2 separate regions of the Homo sapiens genome follow, and region 2 is linked to region 1. The links are chromatin contacts, found by Hi-C or POLR2A ChIA-PET in ENCODE. All regions are on one chromosome and are shown on one strand. Each heading gives the region's core, a stretch centred on a gene start or an enhancer-like site at or near the end of the contact. The rest is flanking DNA. Distances are from core to core; before and after follow the strand shown. Region 1 has its middle 38 kb from the start of NKILA. Region 2 overlaps LOC105372693 (a long non-coding RNA gene).

Region 1 (4,339 bases), core at 404-2,903:
CAGAGAGGGGTAACCATTGTCTCTAAACACCATAGGGTCCTTGCCTCTGTTTTTCCTCTGTTCCCTGCTGCAGACATAAATTTGGGTGACTTCATAATCCCTGCTTTGTGCCAGATGCTGCTGAAGCCCTTTGTCTTAAGTTAAAGAGGGGCACCATTATGATAAACGTGCCCATTTCACAGATAAGCAAATGGGCACACAGAGAGGTTAAGTGCTGTGACCAAGGTTACACAACTGGAAAATTCAGAGCCAGGATTTTGAACCCATTCAGGCTGGTTCCTTCAACCAGGCACTCCCCCTCTCTTCAGGCACATTTCCTTCCAGCTGCTCACTCTCTTCTGCTGTTACAGGAAAGCGGTCCCCATCCAGACCCCAAGTGAAGGTTCTTGGATCGCAGTTGCGCAAGAAAGGGTGAGTCCACAGTGCAAAGTAAAAGCAAATTTACTAAGAAAGTCAAGTGGTGAAAGGACAGCTACTCCACAGACAGAGGAGGACATTCCCGAAAGTAAGAGGAGGAACGCGTCCACCCTAGGTACAATGCTTGTATATATGGGCAGATGTGCTCTGCTACGAGGGTTTGTGATAAAGGATTAGTTTTCTTAATTACTGTATTTTACAAGAATCGATATTATTATCTTTAAAGTAAAATTAGGAATGCCTTTGTTCTCCAGATATCAGGATATCTGGACACTCCCAAGTCTGGGTCTGTTTAGTAAACATTATTAATTTGTTCCTTAACCATAAACATCTAGAGGCTCAGAATGCCTGACTTTCTGGGAACGCAGCCCAGCAGGTCTCGGCCTCATTTTCCAGCCCTCACTCAAGATGGAGTCGCTCTGGTTCCAACGCCTCTGACACTGAGACACTCCAGTACCCCCAGACCCTCCTCCTCCTCCCATCTCTCTCCCTTCACCCCTCCCTCCCTCCTCTCCTCTCTCCCTGCCTTCCTGCCCTTGCACTGCCAGGCTGGCATTGAGGAAGGTCGGCTTCCTTCCGCAGACAGCACATTTCAGCCAGCTCAGCTTCCTGAAGGCAACCCTCCTCCAAACCCTTTACAATTTATTTATCTAATTAAAAATCTCTCAGCAGCTCAACATGCTTGAAGAGTTCATATTTAACCAACACTCACGGCCACCCCAACCCATCCAGGCAGGGCAGGCCCTCCCAAGAGCCTTGCCCTCTCAGGCCCTGGGAGCTGGGCTGGGCAGAGCCTCCACTCAGCTCCCCAAGTCCACCTAGAGCAGGGGGGCCGGGCACCCCAGGCTCGCCCTGGCCCCCGCCAGCTGCGTTTCCGGCCAATGAACCTGCCGCTCAAAGCCTCCTTTTTAATTAACTCCATATCTCAGGCGGCCGGAGCACGTGGGCAAACTTCTGTCTGACTTCCCTGCGAAGCCCAAGCACACCCCAGTTTGCTTTCTAAGAATAGAAGCGGGAGATGGCGGGGAGGGAGGAGGCCGGAATCTAAAAATGAATGCGCAGCCCAGAGCGAAACAACCCAGGCCAGCAGAGGGGAAAGAACGCGGCGCACGCGTGCACACACACGCGCGCGCACACACACACGCACACACACGCAGAGCCCAGCCCAGTGGAGCTGTCTGCTGCCATCCTGGGTGTGAGCCGCGGACCTGGCAGCCTGCCCAGCTGTCTGGCAGGGATGGGGGTGGCGGTGGCGCTGCTCATCCCGGCAGCAGGCAGCTGGGGACGCCCATGGGAGTCTGGAATTTTTTTTTCTGGGCCGCTTGGTTTTCCCCAGTAGACAGAGGTGACTCACAGGCTGGCAGGCTAAGTGGCTCAGGGGATCATGAGAGCCCCGATGCTGCGGTGCAAAGTTCCAGGAATTCAGAAACCAAAATGCCTGGGGCAGGAGAAAGGGCAAGACTTAGCCCCCACCAGGAAGACCAGGGAGAAAAGGTAACTCCAGCTCCACTGTTGAGGGGACACTTTGGAAGAAATCGGGATGTCTACTTAGCTGCTAGTAATAATAACAATAAAAACAACACCACCACCAGCTGCCATTCATTGAGATTTTGCTCTGTCACGCTCCGTTCTAAACTCTATACTTGGAATATCTCGTGAGCCTCACAACAGCCATGCGTGGTACCACTACTCCTGCCCCCATTTCCCTGATGAGGAAACTGAGGCCGGGGAGTTTGCTGTGTGCCCAAGCTCACATACTCAGGAAGGGCTACGCCAGGATCTGAACCCAGGCGGGCCTCCTGCACCAGCAGCAGCACGTCCCTGAAAGCCAGCCCTGCCCGTGGGTGCCTATGCTTGCAGCTGTGGCACCCAGGAGTGGCCGGCACCCCGGGCAGACGTGCCGGTAGGAGTGAGGTTATGGTTCAGTATCAGGTAACAACGAACCAAACAGAGAGAAAGTTTTCCCCTCCCAATTGTCTTTCACCCTTCCTAATTATCTGTGAAGGAGAAAGTCTCAGTTGGGTGCCAACTTGTCCTCAACACTCCCTGAGCACTTGGATTCCTTTTTTGAACCAAGAGAGCAGGCTCACGCTCACGTAGACATGGGTAACACTATTTTACTTTCGCGGTGTTTATTTTTCCATCTAGTTTTGGAAAGTTACCCAGATTTCCTCTTAGGGTAGTGATACAGAGTTCACTTTTAAGACAAATTAAGTTTTGTAAGTTAGTCGAACATTTCAGAGGGAGAGAGATACTGAAATATTTGTGGATGCAAAGACATGATTTCTGGGGTATGCCTCAGAGTAATCTGCAGTGGAGGAGCGAGTGAAGACATGGAAGAAACAAGATCAGCCACGAGTGGACACTTTTTGAAGCGAAGTGATGGGTATATTACATATCATTTCAAATATTGTATCTTATATTGCAACATTTAATATGACATGTTATATATAATACATACATTATATATTATGAGTATATTGTATTAGATTAGATTACATTATATTATTCAGGCCACTTTTGTATGTATTTAAAATTTTCCATAATGAAAACATTTTTAATGCTATATAAAAACTTTGTTAACTTATCTTAAAGAAAAAAGCGAAGAAATAGTATGAGTGGCAGCCAGACATGGCAGAAAGTATGACGGTGAAGTGCAGACGACTGAGGTGTGCAGAAGGTTAACAGAGGACATGCTTCCAACATTTCCAAGTTCATGATTTCCTTTTTGGGAAGCAGGGGAAGGGGCAGGCCCTCTCTCCGGCCTCCCTCAAAGCTCTGCCCCTCTGGTCCCCGCCAACCCCTGGTGAGGAAGCCCCCTGGTGAGGTTGGGGGTCTGATGTCATCCTGGCAGACCTTGAGGGGAAGGGCAGAAAGGGAAGCATTGCCATTTTCTCTTTTCCTTTCAAGGATATAAAAGTGCACGATTGCCCAAATGATTCCCATCTGGAAATCTAATGTATTAGGAGTAAACAGTCCTGGCTGGGGTGGGGGTGGGGGAGAGGTCATTCACAGGCCACTCTGCTGGCCCCTCTGGGAGTACACAGACCTTCTGGTCCACCCAGAGCCCAGTACCAGGGAGGGTGAAACCCCTTGGTAGAACTAGAGCAGATCCCGAGGGGCTCTGGGCTTTAAGAGTTGGCCTGAGTGGTCTCGCCCAGCAGATCATGAGCCCATCAGGCAAAGGTAGGAGGAGCCCCCAAGTCCCCACCCAGCTTCAAATCTCTGCCCTTCCCAAAGGACAAGACAGCAGAATGGCTCCTTTCACATAGGTATTCATTTATTCGTACATTCATTCATTCAGTTATTTAATGATTATTAAGTGCCTACTGCATACCAGGGACAGTTCTAGGGGCTATAAATATGAAGAGATAATGATACTTCCCAGAGTCTTAACACTGAGAGGTCAGGATGGACAGTCACTGCCTCCATGTTCAAGTGGGAGATCCAAGACATCCCCAGAGGGGGCAGGCATTACAGAGTGAAAGCAAAGCCCTGTGAACACCAGCAGCTGACTTGTGCGTACGGGATGCCCTGTCCTTTGCCCGCACGACACCCTCCCCCTGCCCGCATCTCCTTTGGTCCCCGCAGCAGCCTGTGAGGTGGTGGTTGGCAGGTGCATTCCACATCCTGAGCTGGGGAGGGGGAACGTGCCCAGGTTCACCCGGCTGGCATGCACAGGGCAGCGATTCCAATCTGGCGACAGTGATGGACTTGCCAATTACCATGCATCAAGCACGCTGTCTCAGGGAGTCTGGAATGGCCCTGCCAGACCCACCTAATGATGCGCCCTTGGCAACTAAGGAAACTGAGGCGCAGAAAGAAATGAGTTCCAAACACAGTGGTGCAATCTATCCGGATCTGTGCTGTCTGACATGGCAATAGCAAGACACGAGTAGCTATTGAGCACCCAGAATCCAGC
Region 2 (4,213 bases), core at 206-2,705, 240 kb before region 1:
CCAACCTGAGGACAGAAAGTGGAAGTGCTTAGAATTCTAGAGGGGAAGGCAGGGAGAGCCTCTGTCCCTGCCGGCATGGCCAAGCCATGCCCCAGCCACACAGCACCCACCCCTCCCTGCTCGTTGTGTGAGAACAATAAACTTCTATTTGTTTAAGCCACTGTTAGTTGGGTTTCTGATACCTGCAGCCCAAAGCATTCCAATCTAATACAGAATTTAGTACATTTTATCTGGAAGGTCCTGGAAAATCTAGGCAGAGGGGGTAATAAAAAAAATGCACAAAGTCCCTTGTCCTCTAAGGTCTATAGTCAGGGGACATGTAGCCTGGAACTGTTGTCACTCATTTGTGTCCTTCTATCCTGGTAGACAGACCTCCTTGCCTTTCTGGGAGCTGAACAGCTTTAGCCTCCAGGAACCCAGGGAGGTGAAATGAGACTTCTTGCACCTGCTCAGGTTCCCGACACCTCTCTGGAGCCCCATTCTCTCCTTTCACCAAGTTAAGCTGTAAGAACGCAGCACCCACAGACAGTACCTCTCCAACCTGTGTGCTATGTGGCACCCAAGCATCTTCTCAAAATGCAGATTCTGATCTAGTTGGTCCAGGCTGGGGCCTGAGAGTCTGCATTTCTAAAAGGTTCACAGATGGTGCTGATACTGCTGACCTGGGGACCACACTTTGAGTAGCAAGGTTGTGGAGGGTGGCCAGCTGCTTCTAGGACTATCCTGCTGTGGTCAGTACTGCCCTTCTACCCTTGGAAGCAAAGTCCAGTCGAGTATTCTTTACTCCAGCCCACCTAGCTGGAATGCCCACGTTCTGATTTTTTAAAATTATGCCCTTCTGCAGTCGGATGGGACTTCTCAATTTTGGATTCAAAATCAACTCCCTGGGCTTTGCATAGACTCAGAGTGACCAAGTGTCCTGGTTTGCCCAGAATGAAGGGCTCCTGGGGATGTGGGACTTTTCAGTACCAAAACCAGGAAAGTCCCCTGTGAACCGAGAAGAGCTGATCATCCTATATAGGTTGAAGGCTGTTCAATTAGAGGGAAGGCAAGATGACTCAGGAAGGCCTTGGCACCCAACAGTGTGAGCGCCCAGTGGTATCAGCCAGGGCTTAGTGAGCACCAGGCTAAGTGTGGGCATTAGTCACAGTGCTCCACGCCAGTGAAGTGCGGCAAGCCTACTCTTTGGGATTTTCTCTGTCATCCCAGACCTGGGTCTGGAGGCTTGGATTGTGGGGAACAGAAACAGCGAGCTCCCCACCTCCCTGGCCTTGCTGTTGCCATGTGGGGCTGGAGAAGGCCACGCTGTCACAACTCCTCATGAAGCAGTGAAGACTTGGGCTGGGACAGAATGAGGTCATGGGTCCTGGGCACCTCCTGGGTTTGCTGGGGCCTCCCCCGCCTTCCACCAGCCCTAGGCGGTTAATGACTCGCTCAGCTCCTTAACTAAAAAAATGTGTGCTGGCTCCCAGCTGAATGCCTTTAATTTGTCTCATTTGTGCCTGAAGCACTGGGTGTGGACAAACCGAAGTTAAGCAAAAAGGCTATTACCATAATGCGATGGCCCTCTGGCAACGTCTCTTCTGAAACTCCGTCCTCTCCCTAACAAGACAGGCTGGCAAGGAGGGCATGCTAACTCCAAGCACTGGCCCGCCTCTGCCTGTGGACTGGTTTTATTTTGTGGCTCTTAATAGTGGTTTTGTGGTTTTAAGAAGTGGCTGACCTTTAAAAATGGGAAGATTTCAAATAAAAATGTATATTTCTAATCACTCTTAAAAAATCCAGCAGCACTGAATCCACCTTCTGACATAGGAACAATTAGCTGGGGAACAAGGACAGGCTGCCCTGGTGGGTGCAGTGGGGGTAGGGTGGGGTGGGAGTCCCTCAGGCAGCCTGGCCCCTGTGACTTGGCGCAGGTGCTTTTCCAAATCATTTCTTGTCTTATTTTATTAAGTGAGAAATACTAAGGATGCTATTCGTTCTGTTATCAGCACATTATCAGTATTGGAGTCAGTTTCAGAAGTAATTTCTGATTCACTTGCCTTCCGAAGACAGGGCTTCCCACACACGCAGGACCTTGGACCAAAGCAGGACAAGAAGCATTTGAAGTCCTGGAGTAGAACTTCAGAATTAAAGTCTTACATCATTTTCATCATTGTAAAAAAATGTGCATTCATTGTGAAAATGGGTGTGAATTTTTCATAGCAGTATTTGGAGGAACATAATGAGTAGCCGTTAAAGGAGTGACTATCCCATGTTTCCTCTGGGCATTGTAAGAAGCTCTCCAGAAAACGTGAGCCAGCAGCTCTGACGTCTTTCCCGATGCAGTTTTTCAACAGGAAATGTTCATTCAGGCATTTGTGGGGGTGATGTCTGCTCAAATAAGTGTTGCAAAGACACAGTTCTTGGAAGGCAAAACTGAAGCAAGTGAAGGATCAGGCTCATCTCATTACCTGATTTGTTATTTTTATTGTAGAAGCAAAATTTAATGGCATGAAAAATATGGTAATATACAGATACATGAAAATTAACAGGTTATAAAACCATACACAGTGCACGTTATCATTACAAGTAGGTGTATATTTAAATGTGTTTGTAAAAAGAAACATGAAAAGCTGCATGTCAAAATGCATTTAGTAGGTTTTATTGGTGGATAGTTGGATTATGTTTTCTTTTTATTCTCATTTTTTAAAGGAGCTTGATAGTCAATTCTGTTTCCCAGGTTAAGTTTCCTTCAAACTGTTCAACGGAAATTAGCAAATGCTTACCAAGGACCCAGGATGAGTCCTTAGTATGTGCCAGAGATGGTCAGGAACAACAGCTATCATAATGATGACAGCGTTATGATGACGGCATTACTAGTTAGGACTATGTTGGGCTGTATGTCAGAGAAATTGATCTTTAATCCTCCCACCTGCTTCATACCATGAAGCCCAGACACAGGCAATCCAAATAGTGGCTCCACAGTGCTACTGAAACCCAGCCACCTTCTTTCTCTCCTCTTACCCATCCTTCCACTGTGCTTTTCATCCCCACCAGAACAAAATGGCTGCTTTGTCTCCAGACATCACATCCAGAGTCCAAGAAGAAAGAAGGGAGGAAAGGAAAGAAAGGACATTCTAAAATCTTTTTTTTTTTTTTCTATTGAGGAGAGAAAGCTGCCAAAGGATTGTGACCATGGTCACATGGTCATTTCTGGTTTCCAGGAGGTCTGGGAAGGCGAACGTTGTTGAACAGGCACATCTACTAAGGTGCCTATTGTGAAACGCAATTTACTGCTTGAATAAAATTGAGATTCTGTTAGTGAAGAAGAAAAAGAAAGTGGATATTGGTGGAGGACCTTGCAGTGTTCACCCCAAATAACAATGGTGGTCATATCATTTTCTGTGAGTTTTACTGCATGCTAAGAACTGTGCTGGATGCATTAATGTTTTGTGTCAAACATTAATAACTATTATTATTATGATTTCAGACCACAGAAAAAGAAACAGAGGCTCAGAAAGGTGAAGCCAATTGCCTGAAGCCACACAGAATATCAGCTGGAGTCAGGATTCTAACACCATCCCATGTGAGTTTAGACATGTGCACGTAATCCCCAGGACATACCAAAAGAAACAGGCATTCAATATATCAAGGGATAGCCATTTCTCCCAGAGCCCAGTGGGCTGTGGCTCTTGTGTCCCTTAAGACCAGTGCTTCTCGAACTGTAATGTGCATCGGGTCACCTGGGCATCCTATTAAAATGCAGGTTATGGTTCCTGGCCGGGCCTGAGATTTTGCATTCCTAACAAGCTCCCAGGCGATGCCCATGCTTGTAGTCTGTGGACAGCACTTTGAATGCCTGAAACCACCTCCCAGACATGTCCCGCCTTCCTGGAGCTGGCCTCCTGGTTTCAGACGTGTGGGCAATTGGTGCTGAGATCATTCAGGGCACGTAAGGAATGCGCACAAATGCAGAGCTCCAGGGAAGAAAAGTCACAGCACAGGACCCAATAGGAAAACTGCCATTTGGGGAGACCAAGCCAAGGAGCGCTTTGCTCCTGCTGCTTTTCTCAAGGAAGAGCTTGCTTCCTGCAGTAAGTGAAGTCTAGGGTGCAAGGACAAATGATGTACCTCAGACCCAGAGGATTCATTAAGATTTTGATGCTCCTAGAAAATTGGCTCCATCGTCCATGTCTCAGGAACTGGGGGGTTGTGACTTTTTTTCTTTGGT

The links. A loop is a pair of places that touch in the nucleus more often than their neighbours do. ChIA-PET counts read pairs that join two places held with the same protein, here RNA polymerase II (POLR2A). Pooled maps may share reads with other maps.
Region 2: a loop to region 1 is called in a pooled map, with 2.2 times the contacts of the local background. The contact joins two enhancer-like sites. A Hi-C loop is called at or near these places in 1 of 168 maps with a recorded cell type or tissue (Calu3) and 2 of 50 pooled maps. POLR2A ChIA-PET finds 5 or more read pairs at or near these places in 1 of 52 experiments (WTC11).

The regions. Positions count from the first base shown.
Region 1 is chr20:57,746,110-57,750,448 of GRCh38, reverse strand. No RefSeq gene overlaps it. Among named protein-coding and RNA genes, the nearest start is that of NKILA, 38 kb to the right of the region's middle. RefSeq lists enhancers at 1,059-1,916, 1,917-2,776. Within about 2 kb of position 1,653, at least 25 of the 41 ENCODE cell types and tissues checked have a DNase peak (open chromatin) inside an H3K27ac peak, as active enhancers do.
Region 2 is chr20:57,988,658-57,992,870 of GRCh38, reverse strand. LOC105372693 (a long non-coding RNA gene) reads left to right here. Exons shown (of 6, transcript XR_007067678.1): 3 at 3,473-3,568. Among named protein-coding and RNA genes, the nearest start is that of LINC01742, 13 kb to the left of the region's middle. Within about 2 kb of position 1,455, at least 6 of the 41 ENCODE cell types and tissues checked have a DNase peak (open chromatin) inside an H3K27ac peak, as active enhancers do.